Linked DNA regions of Mus musculus: region 1 is linked to region 2. A link is a loop called in an ENCODE intact Hi-C map of the cell type or tissue named here. Cell type or tissue: left cerebral cortex. All regions are shown on one strand. Each heading gives the region's core, and the rest is flanking DNA. Links, peaks and the distances in the headings are about the cores only.

What was found. Hi-C counts contacts between places; a loop is a spot of excess contacts. Peaks named below come from ENCODE experiments on the same cell type or tissue, not always from the same donor. Only the 100,000 strongest peaks of a DNase experiment are listed, where the experiment ranks them.
Region 1: it touches region 2 in a loop (8-fold over the local background); 2 of 42 quality-filtered maps call a loop at or near these places.

Annotation. Positions count from the first base shown.
Region 1 is chr8:46,232,892-46,241,229 of GRCm38, forward strand. No RefSeq gene overlaps it. Among named protein-coding and RNA genes, the nearest start is that of Slc25a4, 26 kb to the left of the region's middle. In left cerebral cortex, for the core only: CTCF peaks have their summits at 4,269 (motif pointing left), 4,472 and 6,482 (motif pointing right); a DNase peak (open chromatin) is centred at 4,175.
Region 2 is chr8:45,435,241-45,443,578 of GRCm38, forward strand. No RefSeq gene overlaps it. Among named protein-coding and RNA genes, the nearest start is that of Tlr3, 29 kb to the left of the region's middle. In left cerebral cortex, for the core only: a CTCF peak has its summit at 4,146 (motif pointing right); a DNase peak (open chromatin) is centred at 4,128; H3K27ac peaks cover 232 bases.

The sequences.
Region 1 (8,338 bases), core at 122-8,121, 800 kb after region 2:
AGGGTGCTGGAAGAGGCAGGGCGCTGCGGGAATCCAAAGTCGACATCACTATTCTGCTCCCCTCCTAGAGCTTCAGGAGCTGCCAGGAGGGATGCTGGGCATTTTCCTGTTGCTAGTGGCAACGTCTGTATCCCAGTGCTCAGAAACTCCAGTAGCTGAGCAGCCCCCAAAGAATACTTGTAGGGGCAGCAGTGGAGATTGTACCGAGTAGGTGACCCATCTGACAGGAGCCCGGGGCAGGCTGGGAAACGGGTAGTGACAGAATTGTGCAGCTTTGTGTTTTAAATCTCATTGCCCCCTTCTTAACCTGCAACCCCAGTGGGGCTCCCTCAGCCTCTGGAAGGTAAGAGCTGATGAAGCAGGAAAGGGGCAGTTTTGGGTGTGCGCACCCTGTCATGGCTTCAGGCTGCACCAAGCTTGTTCCAGAACACCCTTACCTTCTTGTACCCACTAACGCTGGGCACAGCTATTGCCTGCCCTCCAGGAGAGGTGCTGTGTAGAGACACCAAGGTCAGATTTAAGGGAGGGGAGAAGAGAAGTGCGAGGGGAGGGGAGAAGCAACAGATCAAAACATTCCCAGAAATCAAAACCACCTTCAACTTTCTCCACATTTGAGTGAACATTTTGTAGGCACACACTGAGCTATGAAAGGGGTGGTGCCTGAATGACTTTGGCCAACAAAACTCTGAGGGGTCCACGAGATGTGTTTGTGAAGGGAGCAAGTCCTTGAAGACTCTGGGTGATGTAAGAGGCTTTTGCCTTCCGGACCTCTTCTTTCTAAGCCCTGAATGTGACTGCCATCTTAGCAGGAGGCTCATGGCAGTCACCCCTGCTTGTGGCTCAGACTGCCTGCCCGGTGTTAACCTACCGTATTGATGGAATTAGCTTCTAGATGGAGTTTGCTTGTATATTTTGTAACCTTGAGGCAGTGTCTCTCACTTCTTGCCAACACCCTCCCCCCAATCACTTTATGTTTACTCCAGCATCTCATCTGTACTTCTTAGATGATAAAGATATATGGTGATTATCAATGTAAGTTTATTTCAAATAATCTATTGATCTGAACTATTACATTTCTAAGATAACTTTGTTTTGATTCAAAGGAAAGCTAACCAGACTATGGAGTTGTGCAGCCCTACAATGGTGTTATTGATATTGTTTTCAATATAGTTTCAATATAATTTCCAAACACTTTTTGAAAATAGCTCTTCTGATTCTTAGGATACAGTATAGTGTTTGAACTGGGTCTCTACATTGCATTTAAGATACTGCAGAAAACATCTAATTTTGCTGAAGTTACCCAACTGGCATCCTTAATTTTTATCACCAAGGAAGTGACTGTATAAGGAAAAAGAGCTGCAGCCCTGAGTCCCTAGATCCCTGCTTCCCATAGATCCCTCTTCCTATAGTCCCATCCCTCCATAGTCCCATAGGTAGCAGCTCCTGCTAGCATTCTGGGCCCAGGGAGGTCTAAGGGCATTTCCCTGGTTCCTGTATCACTGTTGAAAGATGGCTAGGAATTTCCAAACACTTTATGAAAATAGTAAAGAGTAGGGAGGAAATAGAATGAGTACAGGAAGTCAAAACACTGCTTCTTGAACTCCATCTGTGGCCGCTGCATCTCATGCTCAGGAGCATCACACATCCCTCTTGTCTCTACTTCCTGACACGGAACACATTTCCTTAAACACACTTCGTTGAGGCTTGCTTCTCTCCCTTGGGGTCTTCAGGGCTTGAGACCTTTCCTCATGACCACTCACCAGCCCACACAAAGGGACTCCCTTTTGTTCATGTTTGACAAGCATACAATTAGAACCATGTGAACTACAGTGAATGAAGCCTAATCTATGTCAACTAGTCTGGAAAGCTGATTGATTAGAACCTAGTGATTTCGGAGAGTTAGAATGTTGCAGATCTGTTATCTAGTTCCTGTGATAATCAATCTTAGCTAAGATTTGTTTGGGTCTGGAGTCAACTAAAGGCATGCCCTTGGGCAGGTGTCTGAGGATGTTTCCAGGATCAACCCAGACAACTGAGGAGAAACAATGTTGCCCTTGACTTTGTTCCTGGCTGTTGGATTTGTCTGTTGTGGTTTTCCCAGCTGCTCCTTTGTTGACAGGAGAACCCAGAATCTTCAGGCTCCGATGATATAAACTGAAGACCAGCGGCTCTCGGGAAATCTCCTATCTGGACTGCAGAGACACCATGCTGGTGGGCTGAGCATGCACTACTGGGTTCTCCAGCACACAGACAGCCAATGTTGGACTTCCCAGCCTATATGATGTGAGCCCATCCTGAGACTCCCATTTGAAATATACATTGGTTCTGTTCCTCTGGGAGAAGTAGCTCTCAGCCTTTCAACAGTTGTGACACTTTAATATAGCTTCTCCTGTTGTGGCGACCCCTAATCATAAAATTATTTCCAGTGCTACTTCGTAGCTGTAATTTTGCTACTGTTATGAAACATAATGTCAATATTTTGGGAGATAGAAGTTTGCCAAAGGGGTTAAAACCCACAGGTTGAGAACTATTGCCTGAGGGACCCCTACCCAACAGTCTTAAGAAGACTTAGTAAGCATTCATTGCCCACTTCCGTGTCTGTACTAATATCTTTATGACTATCATGTGAAACCCTTGAATGTATGGACAGACCATAGCTGTCACCAACCCTACCAATGTCAGCAGATAGCAGCTGAAACCAAGGCAAAGATTTCCCCACTTCGATGTAAGCCGATGTGTTTGATATGAATTTGTTTTGTAACACTAACACCTCCTGACACCTTTTCCTTCTTCCTTTCTTTCTTTCTTTCTTTCTTTCTTTCTTTCTTTCTTTCTTTCTTTCTTTCTTTCTTTCTTTCTTCCTTCCTTCCTTCCTTCCTTTCTTTCTTTCTTTCTTTCTTTCTTTTGGTTGGCTTTTCGAGACAGGGTTTCTCTGTATAGCCCTGGCTATCCTGGAACTCACTTTGTAGACCAGGCTGGCCTCGAACTCAGAAATCCACCTGCCTCTGCCTCCTGAGTGCTGGGATTAACTAACACCATTTCTACATTGGAACAAGGTATTTGCAGATCCTTGAGTGGTATTGGCATTCCTGATCAGGGGAAATGAGATCCAGTCTCATGTAGCCCAGGCTGGCCTCAATCTCACTATGTAGCCAAAGATGACCTTGAACCTCTGGTCTTCCTTTCTCTGCTTTGGAATGCTTAGATTAGAAGGCGTGTATCACCACATCTAGTTTATATAAGGCTGAGTGTCCAGCCTAGGGCTTTGTGCACACTGGGTAAGCCCTCTACCAATGGACCCACATCCCAGCCCATGAGATTCTTAAGAAAAAAATAATGTAAAGACCCACATGTGATTTACGTGGGAAACTGGTACAGTAATGGTCCAGCTTACCCTCTCTCAGGCTGAAGGGTAATATTTCATTTTGGTCTTGAAACATGCATGCCTTGTACATTAAAAATGGAGTGTTTCGGTGTTTTTTGTTTGTTTGTTTTCTGGAGACCTTCAAGCTTGTAAACAGTTCAACGGGCATTAACTACTTGGATTTCCTGAGAAACTTCCAGAAAGGCAACAATGAAAGGATCAGGAACAAATCCTTCCCACACTCATGTCCTGCCCCTCTGGGTTGGCCACTGCCATTCTTATAGATTCCACAGTCCTACCAACATTCCCGGACAGGCTTTCAGACAGGCTGGACTCTTAAAATGCTCCATCTCTGGGCTGCTCTCCCTGGGGGCCCAATGTCAATGCATAGCAGGCAGCCTCGCCTCTGATGTCCAGGGGAAGCTGGCCTTTGGGACAGAAGGTGGCATAGAAATGGAACTGCCGTACGTTGTTAATGAAGTTAGTCTTATAATTAAAACCATTTTTGCAAGACCCAACCTGCTTTCCCGGGTGAAGGAGGTTACCCCAGTGCATGGAGGGTGCAGGGCACTGTCTTGGTGTGACTCACCTCCCCCTGAATAACTTCTGCAGCTCCTGAAGAGCCATGCCCTATTTTTAGCTTCAGCCTTCTGGAGCACTTGACCTTTTGCCTAGATAGGGGACCTTATAGTGGAGAGTAAACTTTAGCCTGCTCAGTCCATGCTACACAGGGACCTACATTAAAGTTAAATTGTGCTCTCTTTAGGACACTTGCAATGCAGAGGGGCTACTTAGAACAAAGTAAAATTGCTCATAGACACACACATGTGCATGGATACACACACACATGTTGGTAACATCACCTTCCATGCCGGAGTTATAACTTTTTTCTTTTGTATCTCTTCTGCCATCTACTGTATGAAGTTGGCATAAATGACATTTATGAAAATATTTTAAACCCCGGGCAAGTATCATTTTACTGAAATATTAATCCTGCTCATTTCAGAATAACAAAAAAACTTGCACATAATATTCAGAAATAAAGAGGGTGTGGGGAACTTTTGGGATAGCATTGGAAATGTAAATGAAATAAATGCCCAATAATAAAAAAATAAAAATAAATAAATAAAAAGAGCTCATGGACTTGAAAGAGAAGCAGGAGGAGTATATGGGAGGACGTTGAGGGAGGAAACAGAAGGGGAAATGATATAATTATGTTATAATCTCAAAAACTAATACAATTTTTCAATAAAAAATATTCAGAAATAAAGAAATACCATAAGTCATTAAAAATTATTACTAAGAAGTTTTTCTCTCCTTTTTAAAAATGAAATTGTTCTTTACTGTGTTTACTGTTGTTATAACTGAGTAGTTGAGGCTAGGCAATTTATGGCAAAGAATTTATTTCTTGCCATTCTAGAAGCTAAAATGTCCAAGCTTATCTGGTCAGAGCACAGAACATCTCATGGTGAGGGACTGTGAGGGCTGGTTAAGCCGTTATGACTAACAGGCACCGCTGTCTCGTCATAATGGATCATCCTTTCACTTGCTCACCCTTCAGCTGCTCTAGGAGAGGTTGGAATTCCAACGCTAGTGCTGCAGGACTGCAACTCTGTTGCTATTGACTTTTTGCGGTTATAGAGTTACTTTTGTGTACGAACACACCTGCCTTCCCAGATGCACAGGATGCAGGACTACATTCTAGTGACCCCCTTCCTTCTGACTAACCTTTGTGTTCCCTCAGTGTTAGTGATGAGAGTAGTCCACTCATGAAAGCAGAGCCCTATGGCTCATTCATTGTCCAAAGATCCTACCTCAACTGCCATTAGCATTTAGTGAAAAGACACGAGTCTAAAGCAATAAACCAGCACACCTGTGACCTTGCGTGTCTCTCTCTTGCTCTTGCTTCAACGGCTGTTTGCCTGTGTTCCTTGAGAATGCTCCCTTGAGTCAAATCTCTATACAGAAGCTGGGGAGGGAGGAGGTCTTCCTACTTTTAAATATGTATATTTACAGATTTATCTATTGCTTCATGTGTATGTGCTTGAGTGTGTATCTGTGCACCACATGTGTACAGGTACACAGAAGAGGGCATTGATTCTCTGGGACTGAAGTTACTGGCTGTGGTTAACCATCCTATGTGAGTGCTGGGAATGTATCCTTGATACTCTGTGAGAACAGCAAGTGCTCTTAACCACTGAGCCATCTGGCCAGCCCTTTGATGGGATCTAATTCATTCTGTCCTTATCATGGTTCAGGGCTGCCTTTTTGCCTTCTGGAAATGGTCAGGGTCAGTGACAAAGATGCTAGAGCCCTGTAGTCCCCATCTGTGGCCCTCAGCAGCACCTCAACTCTACTGTTCTCTTCTTCCACCTTAAAGACCATCCTTCGTACTGTCTGGAATTCTGCGTGTGGTCTTCCTAGTGTCTGGAGTTCTGCGTGTGGCAGCTGATACACTCTTTTCTTCTCTCTTTTTTTTTAAAGATTTATTTATTTACTTATTTATTTAATGTATATGGGTACGGGAAAGAAATACCCATGGAAGGAGTTACAGAGACAAAGTTTGGAGCTAAGACAAAAGGATGGACCATCCAGAGACTACCCCACCCGGGGATCCATCCCATAATCAGCCACCAAACCCAGACACTATTGTATATACCAGCAAGATTTTACTGAAAGGACTCTGATATAGCTGTCTCCTGTGAGGTTATACCAGTGCCTGGAAAATACAGAAATGGATGCTCACAGTCAGCTATAGGATGGAACACAGGGCCCCCAATGGAGGAGCTAGAGAAAGTACCCAAGGAGCTGAAGGGATCTGCAACCCTATAGGTGGAACAACAATATGAACTAACCAGTACCTCCCAGAACTTGTGTCTCTAGCTGCATATGTAGCAGAAGATGACCTAGTTGTCCATCATTTGGAAGAGAGGCCCCTTGGTATTGCAAACTTTATATGCCCCAGTACAGGGAAATACCAGGACCAACAAGTTGGAGTGGGTAGGGGAACAGGGTGGGGGGAGGGTATAGGGAACTTTCAGGATAGCATTTGAAATGTAAATAAAGAAAATATCTAATAAAAAAATTTTAAAAATGTATTTGAGTACACTGTTGTTGTCTTCAGACACACCAGAAGAGGGCATCAGATTCCATTAGAAATGTCCTCAAGCATTTCTGATGCCGGCAGCCTTGGCATCAGAACTTCGCCAAGGACACTCCTTGTGTGCGTCTGGCTCAGACTGCTTATCTTTTAGTTTCACATTCATGTACCCTTAAGCTCCACATCAGTTACTTTGTTTAACACTGTCTCCTACCTCCTGCATCTTAGTTTGGGTCCAAAGCAGCAAGCTAAAAGCTGTCTCTGTCCTCTACACACTCTCCCCACACCACGCAATAAGCCACCGGAGTAGTATAAAAATAATTCCTACCTTCTCTTTCTTGTCCATTTGATTTCACACTACTTTGTCTTGCCCAGATGGTAAAGATACCTCTTAGTTGGCCTCTGTGTTTCGTCTGCCCTCTTCCATCATGGACTTGTTCCATCATGGACTTCCATCATTTCTTGTTGCTAGATGTACGATCCTTTAAACCATAAGTGTGACCACTGTCAGTTTCCTGTTCAAAAGCTGTCATATTCCATTGATTTAAGAGTAACTTCCCAAAGACTTATTCGTGTGTGTGTTTTGCCTGAATGTGAAGCCTATGTGTGCCTGCTGTCTTGGGACACAGAAGAAAATGCCAAATCTCCTGGAACTAAAGTTGTGGGTAGCTGTGGACCACATGTGAACATTGGTAACCAAAACTGGGTTCTCTTCAGAAGCAACAAGTGTTCCAAACTGCTGAGCCATATCTCCAGTCCCAATTTAATAATAAATTCAATAGCTCTTGGCTTATTATACCAGGTCTTCCCCATCTCTCTCTCCCTCCTTTCTTTCTTCCCTTCTCCTCCCTCTCTCTCCTCTCCTCCTTTTCTTTCCTGTGTGAGGAGATCAAAGACAAATTATGGGACTCAGTTTCCTCTTAGAACCGTGTGGGCTCTAGGGACTGAATTCAGGGTCTTAGACTTGATAGGAACAATCTTGCTGAACCACAATATTTGTATTTGAAGCTGAACTATATCCCAAAAGTTTGATTATAGATTATAGTCATATGAATAAACCATTGTATTATATTTAAATAAATCCATTTTTAAAGCACCACTTACAATAATAGAAGTAAAAGATACCCCTCAAAGTCTGGTAAGAGATGCCACTAAATTCAAACCACCACATTTACCTTTTTAAAGTGAGGTTTCAAACCGACAGAAAAAGAGAACAGTAGCCAAGGCTAGATTCCTGACCCTATATGTACTTTCTATCCTGAGACATGGAATTATATATTTGATGTTGCTTTTATAGTTTTTGTGACAAGAGAAAAATTAGCCTCGCCTCTACAGTAGCCAGAGTTGGAGTCAACTCCACAAATTTATTTCAGTGTACTCTTCTCTCACCCGTCCATTTTAAAGTAAGCATTCAGTCAAGGCAACTATTTCAGTTCGGTCCTCTTTTTGTTCTTTATTTGCTTTTATCTTATGGGTACGTGTGCTTCTTGGCATGTGTGTATAGTGTCTGAGGAGGCCAGAAGCATGTTGGATGTCCTGGAGTTGGAGTTAGAGGCAGTTGTGAGCTGCCTGGTATGGGTGCTGGGAACTGAGCCCAGGTCCTCTGGAAGAGTAGCGAGTGCTCTTAAGTGCTGAGCCATCTCTCCAGCACAGCACCCCCCCTCCTCAGCTTCATTTTAAGTTTTGTTTCTATGCTGATTACTCTCTCTTTTTTTGGGAATTAAAAAACCAGTCATTCTTTACAGTACCATACACACTGGAAATCTTTAGTACAGAGACACAATACCACTGAGTTTAAGGCTGTTTGCTACTGTCTGTCCCATTAGATTTAGTGTATATGAGCTACATTGAGCTCTTTGATCCACTTGAACTTG
Region 2 (8,338 bases), core at 241-8,240:
GAATTCTTTGTTTAACTCTGTACCTCATTTTCTAATGGGGTTATTTGAATTTCTGGAGTCCAGCTTCTTGAGCTCTTTGAATATATTGGATATTAGTCCCCTATCAGATTTAGGATTGGTAAAAATCCTTTCCCAATCTGTTGGTAGCCTTTTTGTCTTATTGACAGTGTCTTTTGCCTTACAGAAGCATTGAATTTTATGAGGTCCCATTTGTCAATTCCTGATCTTATAGCACAAGCCATTGCTGTTCTGTTTAGGAATTTTTTTCCCTGTGCCCATATCTTTGAGGCTTTTCCCCACTTTCTCCTCTATAAATTTCAGTGTCTCTGGTTTTATGTGGAGGTCTTTGATCCACTTAGACTTGAGCTTTGTACAAGGAGATAAGAATGGATCAATTTGCACTCTTCTACATGATAACTGCCAGTTGTGCCAGCACAATTTGTTGAAAATGCTCTCTTTTTTTCCACTGGATGGTTTTAGCTCCCTTGTCAAAGATCAAGTGACCATAGGTGTGTGGATTAATTGCTGGGTCTTCAATTCTATTCCATTGATCTACCTGTCTGTCGCTGTACCAGTACCATGCATTTTGTTCTTGTTTTTGTTTTGTTTTTTTTTTTTAATCACAATTGCTCTGTAGTACAGCTTGAGGTCAGGCATGGTGATTCCACCAGAGGTTCTTTTATTGTTGAGAATAGTTTTTGCTATCCTAGGTTTTTTATTATTCCAGATGAATTTGCAAATTGCCCTTTCTAACTCAGTGAAGACTTGAGTTGGAATTTTGATGCGTATTTCACTGAATCTGTAGATTGCTTTTGGCAGGATAGCCATTTTGACTATATTAATCCTGCCAATCCATGAGCATAGGAGATCTTTCCATCTTCTGAGATTGTCTTTAATTTCTTTCTTCAGAGACTTGAAGTTCTTATCATACAGATCTTTCACTTCCTTAGTTAGAGTCACGCCAAGGTATTTTATATTATTTGTGACTATTGTGAAGGGTGTTGTTTCCCTAATTTCTTTCTCAGCCTGTTTATCCTTTGTGTACAGAAAGGCCATTGACTTGTTTGAGTTAATTTTATATCCATCTACTTCATTGAACCTGTTTATCAGGTTTAGGAGTTCTCTGTTGGAATTTTTAGGGTCACTTATATATACTATCATATCATCTGCAAAAAGTGATATTTTGACTTCCTCTTTTCCAATTTGTATCCCCTTGATCTCCTTTTGTTGTCGAATTGCTCTGGCAGGACTTCAAGTACTATGTTGAATAGGTAGGGAGAAAGTGGGCAGCCTTGTCTAGTCCCTGATTTTAGTGGGATTGCTTTGAGTTTCTCTCCATTTAGTTTGATGTTGGCTTCTGGTTTGCTGTTTATTGCTTTTATTATGTTTAGGTATGGGCCTTGAATTCCTGATCTTTCCAAGGCTTTTATCAGGAAGAGGTGTTGGATTTTGTCAAATGCTTCCTCAGCATCTAACGAGGTGATCTTGTGGTTTTTATTGTTCCCATATTCTCAAACAGACTTACATCATGATAGCTTGGTAACTGGGAAATACCATAACGCTGGTTGCCTATTTTAAATGAATGAAGCTGAACACTTTTTTCATATTGATTATTTGCATCTCCTGCTCACTAGAGTTCCTGCGTATGTCACTCAGAGTGAGTTTTGTGCATATAAGGGATTTCCAATAATATATCTTTTAATTTAGCAAATCCATTTCAGAGAATTTGTCTCATAGATGCAACTTTGGAAACTGAGGAAAGTCATATGAAAATACTTTTATTATTTTAATAATAAAATTATTTTATTAATATAAGCTAAATGTGCTAATTGTATTAAATGTATTTATAAGTTAATATGCTAATAATATTAATATACAGGATATGTTAGTATGCCAATGCTCTCTTTATAAATAGAATAGATAATGGCAAACAGAAGCAGAAAGAAAAGGCTGGAACCAGGGATGTCTTGAGCATTCAAAGGTCCATCCCTAGGGACCAGCTTCTGTCAATTAGGATGTGCAAACTTATTATCTGGCTGCAGTCCTAAAAAATGATACCTCCTATAGCAGAGTATGTCTTAAATAACCTTTTCTTTTTTGTGCTATTTACTAATGACTCTCTCCTTAATTTATGACAGAAAAGATCAACTATACAATCTTTGTTAGAAGAAGTAAATGAAGTAAATGAAATATTTCAATATTGTGCTATGTAACAGGGTTAATGTGTTAGAATTATCAGCTTTAGCAATAAAAGATAGTTTTGCCTCAAATCAAACAATTCTAGGATGTTTTACAGACCTAAAGAAACAAAGAAAAACAAACAAACAAAAACAATGTTGGCCAACACTCTTCTATATGTATTCATTAAAATCTTAATTGATGCTTTGTCGAGTTCTGAAGAGTGTCTATAGAAACGATCACTTGATAGTGACACCATCTGATTCTCCCATAACCAACACTTTGCCTGCCATTATTTGGTCCTGTGTGATGACGTGTTTTCACAGAAGCAAATCCATCCTGACATCTAAAAATGCTATGTAAAGTTAACTTTCTTTTTCTTCACTTTATGACCTGGGATCCACATTTGAAACAACCATCCCCATCCCTCCCCATGTTCTGCACCATGGTTGCCTTAGTATATATAATACTATTCCAGTGAACATGACAGAAAGGAGATTAAGGATTCCAGCTATGTAGCCATGGTTGGCCATGATTCCAAAGCATTCTGGAAGAAAGAGGCATTCGGTCCATGAGAGCACCGTGGAGCTTGATAATGGGAAATCGGAGAACTGCATCGCTGTTTTATCATTGAATGACTATGGGACCTTGTGCAAGGCTACTAAGGTCTTGAAGTCTCATATTTTCCATATGTGAAGAATGCTGCTGATAATTTCTGCCTGAGAGGACTATGGCATGGATTAAATAAAACCATGTGTGGACATATGACAAACAACACATATTCAACTAGTGGCCATTGCCGTTGTCACTATCCTGTTTAATAAAGTTTCAACAGATTTTTTTTTATAGTAAGATGCATTCATGGCAGTGTAGTTTATCAGATCTGTCCATTTGCCCTCAATAGACATAATGATATGGATTGTTAGGAACAGGAGTGGCAGATTCAGGAAAGGAGCAGACACAATCGCCCTTCAGAAATGAGCTGCATTAGGGGAGATAGCCTTAAAACCAGGTAGGCCATGATTGGCCTTACCCAGAGGTAAGGCAGCATTATGAAGTTAGTACATCACACCAGCAGCAAACTGACGGGACCTTGGTGGTAAGGGAATTATAGACAATAGGAGAACATCAGCAGAGATAGCTTAAAGTGAAAGAGGAGGAGTTGGTTGCCATGGGTAGCAAGATGCAGGAAGCATACAGGGGGAGAGAGACTATAAGAGTATGTAACATGGAAGGAGGCAAAAGTCCCCTATTCCTATGTTACACATTCCCCATCCTCCACCAAGTGGGAGGGTGGTTAGCTTGGCATAGCTCAAAGACAGTTTCTGGGTGGGTATCAGAGTTGTTTGAGATAAGGAAGAGTGTTTGTTTATAATATTCTGTTATAGTTTTAGAAGAGGTAGAGACCTGAGCTCTACAGGAAGCATGATCGGGCTTGAGAGAGGGAGAGAGAGAGAGAGAGAGAGAGAGAGAGAGAGAGAGAGAGAGAGAGAGAGAGAGAGAGAGAGAAGAGAGAGGGAGGGGGAGGGGGAGGGAGAGGGAGAGAGGGGGGCAGGTTGCTAGGGAGTATGATCTAACAGATGCAATATGCCTCTATCCTCTGGTTCCTTTATGACTGCCTTTTTATTTTCCTTTCTTCCTTCTTTCCATCTGTCCTCCACTCACACCCAGAATCACACATGATGTATAATCACATGCAACTCCAGACAGACTATGATGTTAAAGCTGGCTTGTGGCAGACCCAATCTAAGCCAGAGTCAGGCTTCCAAGGCATGACCCCATCATAATTGCTGCCGTGCCTTAGACTTAAGGATTGCCTCAACGACCTTGTAAAACATGCACACGATGCTAGGAATGCATTGTTTGCAATGCTTTCACAGTTGTACAGAGGGAGCTTGACTTGATCCTATTCCTCATTCCGTTTCCAATTAGGTAACTAGGAAGTGAGAACTGCTGTTTCAAAACTTAACACTAGATGGAGCAGAGAGATCATTTTCCCCTTTCACTTTAGCCGTCCCTGAGTTTAGATGCTGTTTAGATGCTGGCTAAGTAAATCTAGAGGACTAAATAACTCTTGTAGAAATTAGAACAAATGGAAACTAAGTTTTCTCTTTTCTCGACCTCTTTATCGTTTCCTTTGTTGTCTCTTTCTCCCTGTGGTCCTCTGCAGTGCTAAACCGGATCAGTGTGTTGTTGTTGTTTTCTTTGAAGCATTGTCCTCTGGTTAAATGACCTGAACTACAAATAGCATACTTACAGGGCTAGAAGGTTAGTTTGGATGTTCAGCACTGCAATGACATATGTACAGAAGATAGTTGCCCTACTCCACATTCCAGTGACTAACGAATAAGCAAAGGGCGTCCCCTCTGCCTTTTTCCTATCGTTTATATCAAATGCCAGTAGTGAATTCCTCTCAACATGCCAGACCCAGTCAAATTGGATGCATACACAAGCATGTGTGACTTTAATATATGAAAATATAAAGCCTGAGTAGTATAACTAACTGAAAGGCTGTATGCTTAGCATGTGTGGGTGAAACACTGGGTTTGATTTTTAGCAACACACACACACACACACACACACACACACACCATGACTTGAGATCTTGAGAAGTAACTGTATAGCTATAAATTATTTATGAAACTTTGTTATCATTCAAAGACAGGTGGATCTCTATGAATTAGAAGCCATCCTGGCCTACAGAGTGAGTTCCTGACCAGCTAGGCTACTTAATGAGGCCCTGTCTCAATAACTGCCCTTGCAAAAGTTAAGGATTTTCCTAGCAAGTTAATTTCAATACAAATATATGTGTGTACTTAAGCACTAATTAAGGCAAAACTAGAAATATTATTTTTCTAAAACATTATTATATATCATTACACGTGTCATACCTCTGAGGGTAGGAGAATGGGAAAAAGAAAATGGTAATTAATGTGTTTATTAAAATTATGTGTATGATAGGGGAGTTTAAGATATATTTAATTAATCTTTGAGAGTTCCATACAATGTATTTTCATCATATTCTCTCTTTTCCTCCTCCTAACTCTTGCCAGATACTCCCCAAATCCTTACCCCCTCCTGTTTTATTTTGTTAATAACTCAGTTTGTGCTGGTCTCATATATCCATGAGTGTGCAGCCATTCCCAGGAGCATGGTTGTCTCTTAGACAAAGTGACTCTTTCTCCTCCAGAAGCCAGCACCTGCCCACAGCTCCTCAATAGAGGAGGGGTCTCACAGGCTGGGACTCTGACTTGATCATATGCAGGCCACTGTGGGTTCACCAGTGCAGTGCCATGAAGACACTGTTCTATTCTGGTTCTTCTCACCCTCTGGATTTACAATTGTTGCTCCCCCTCCTCCTTGTGATGGTCCCTGAACATGTGCGTATGTGTATGTGTGTGTGTGTATGTGTGTGTTTGTGTGTATATGTATGTTTGTATGTGTGTGTATATGTGTATGTATGTGTGTATATGTGTGTATGTGTGTATGTATATGTGTGTTGATGTGTGTGTGTCCATGTGTGTGTCTCTCTGTGTGTGCATGTGTGTGTCTCTCTGTGTGTGCATGTTTGTGTGTGTATGTATATGTGTGTTGATGTGTGTGTGCATGTGTGTGTGTGCATGTGTGTGTCTCTCTGTGTGTGCATGTGTGTGTGTGTGTGTGTGTTGATACAGATGTCACCTTTTTGGCTGAGCACCTCACTGACACTCTGCACTTTAACTAGTTGTGAGTCCCCATGCTGACCACCCTTCACTGCACAGAGAGTCAGGAGAAACGATCTTAAGAGAGAGGGAAGTAACGGAATACAGGTGACATGAGAACAGAAGGGAAAGAGAACCTTCTGGAAGGGGAAGGAGCCCAGAGTATGGGGAAAGGAGAGAAAAGCACAATGACACGTAAGCAGAACAAGGCCATCGTGAAAGCCATTGCTCTGCATTCTAACTTAAAACAAGGTCAGTGGGGTAAAATACAATGAAAAACAGCAATTATACGCACACAGCAATCTCCACAGATATGGGTGCTGTCAGCAAATAAGGTAAAATGTACTCAGATGTTTTTATTTTCTTGCCTATCCAGTAGAAACTTCCTCTGCACTCTTTGTCATGTGTTCATGGTCTTTGGGAACGGTGGTGGCTTTCTGTTCAGATGCTTTGCTCAGGTTCTCTTTGTTGGATTTGACTTTGCATACAGGTTGTGTCCCCTAGTCTTTCCAGCAAAGGTGTCCGATGGGAGCACACACTACTGACTGATGTGTTGGTCAGTGTAAGCCTGGGGGGCTCAGAAGGAAGGCTGAAGTCAGCACGATGCTCTTCTGAAACTGAGTCATTTCGGGTTGTGTGGAAAGAGACTCCGGATGCTGAACTCAGCAGGCCTTGACTGGTGTCACTGACAAAAGCTCTGCCTCTCTGTGAGGATGGGAGGCTTAGGGATCTCTGACTGTGCACAGTGACCATGCTCATCCCTTAGGGCTATGACCCCAGCTCCTTATAGCAACAGGAAGAAAAAGACCTGGGTCTCCGTATAACCTCACGTGTTCATTAGCCACCATCTTTTGCCTCTCCCTGGGCTATGCCACTGATAAACAGACTCATGGCTCTGGTTAAGTTCGATGACACGAATGGTAGGAGAGTTGCTCACCTCCAAGTCAGACGGGGAGAGAGAATGTAGCTTTCCTTATTATGTTTGTCACAAAACAGCTTTTCTCTGCAACCAGTCTCAGGTCACTCATTGGTATCAGATTGCTGGAGTTGGAGCTAGGGTAGGACTGTGATCAAGATTTTATTTGGCCTGATTTACTATTTAAAATCCAGCCTTTAGTAGATGCTCAATTTCCTTAATGCTTAGTACTATGGTTTGAATATGTGTTTCTAAATCCATATGTTAGAATCTCACAATTTTATTTTTATTATTAATTTATTTGTATGTATGTGTGTGCACATACATGTGTGTTTACTTTTCTTTATACCTGATGAGACATGTATCCTCTATACTATGAGGGCATAATAACTAAGTTTATAAAACCAACTGACAGCTTAACAAGAAAAAAAGAATACAATTTTGCTATGTGCAAAGTAAGGGCCAGTTTCCTCCAACCCTAGGCGCATCTAGAAGCTCCCATCCCCCAGGAAAAGAGAATGGACTTGTAGGCACAGCAGAGGAGAGTAAGTGGCTGGTAGTAAACCCACCCAGGTCCTCGGAAGATTGGGCAGTAGCCCGTGACAGTGTCTGCCTGGAAATGACATCAGCCTCATTAACTTCCTGTCAGATGAGTTCATTTTCACTGTTGACAGGTTACCGGGGAACAAGTGACTTCCTTTTATGGGGTTTGTCTTTTGACATATGAGAAAAGTTCAGACGAAGCCGTTCGCTGCATTTGTTTTTCCTTGGGTGCCACAGTTTGGGTATTGAACATCCTCCATAAAGGGACCATCCATTGAAGTCTTGTTGCCCAGCCTGTGGTACTATTGTGAGGTGCCAGAGCCCGTGGTAGATGGTTGTGGGGAGCCGCCCTCACATTCGCCGTTGCAAGATGGCGCTGACATCCTGTGTTCTAAGTGGTAAACAAATAATCTGCGCATGTGCCAAGGGTAGTTTTCCACCCCATGTGCTCTGCCTTCCCCGTGACGACAACTCGGCCGATGGGCTGCAGCCAATCAGGGAGTAATACGTCCTAGGCGGAGAATAATTCTCCTTAAAAAGGGACGGGGTTTCGCCATTCTCTCTCTTGCTCTCTTGCGCTCTGGCTCCTAAAGATGTAAGCAATAAAGCACTTGCACTCTTGCACTCTTGCTCTGGCTCTTGCTTCTTGCTCCTAAAGATGTAAGCAATAGAGCTCTTGCTCTCTTGCTTCTTGCTCCTGAATGTAAGCAATAAAGCTCTTGCACTCTTGCTCTGGCTCTTGCTCTCTTGCGCTCTGGCTCCTAAAGATGTAAGCAATAGAGCTCTTGCTCTTGCTCTTGCACTCTTGCGCTCTTGCGCTCTGGCTCCTAAAGATGTAAGCAATAGAGCTCTTGCTCTCTTGCTCTGGCTCTTGCTTCTTGCTCCTGAAGATGTAAGCAATAAAGTTTTGCCGCAGAAGATTCCGGTTTGCTGCGTTCTTCCTGGCCGGTCGCGTGAACGCGGGTAAGAGTTGGTGCTGAGACCCGAGACGAGAAGACCT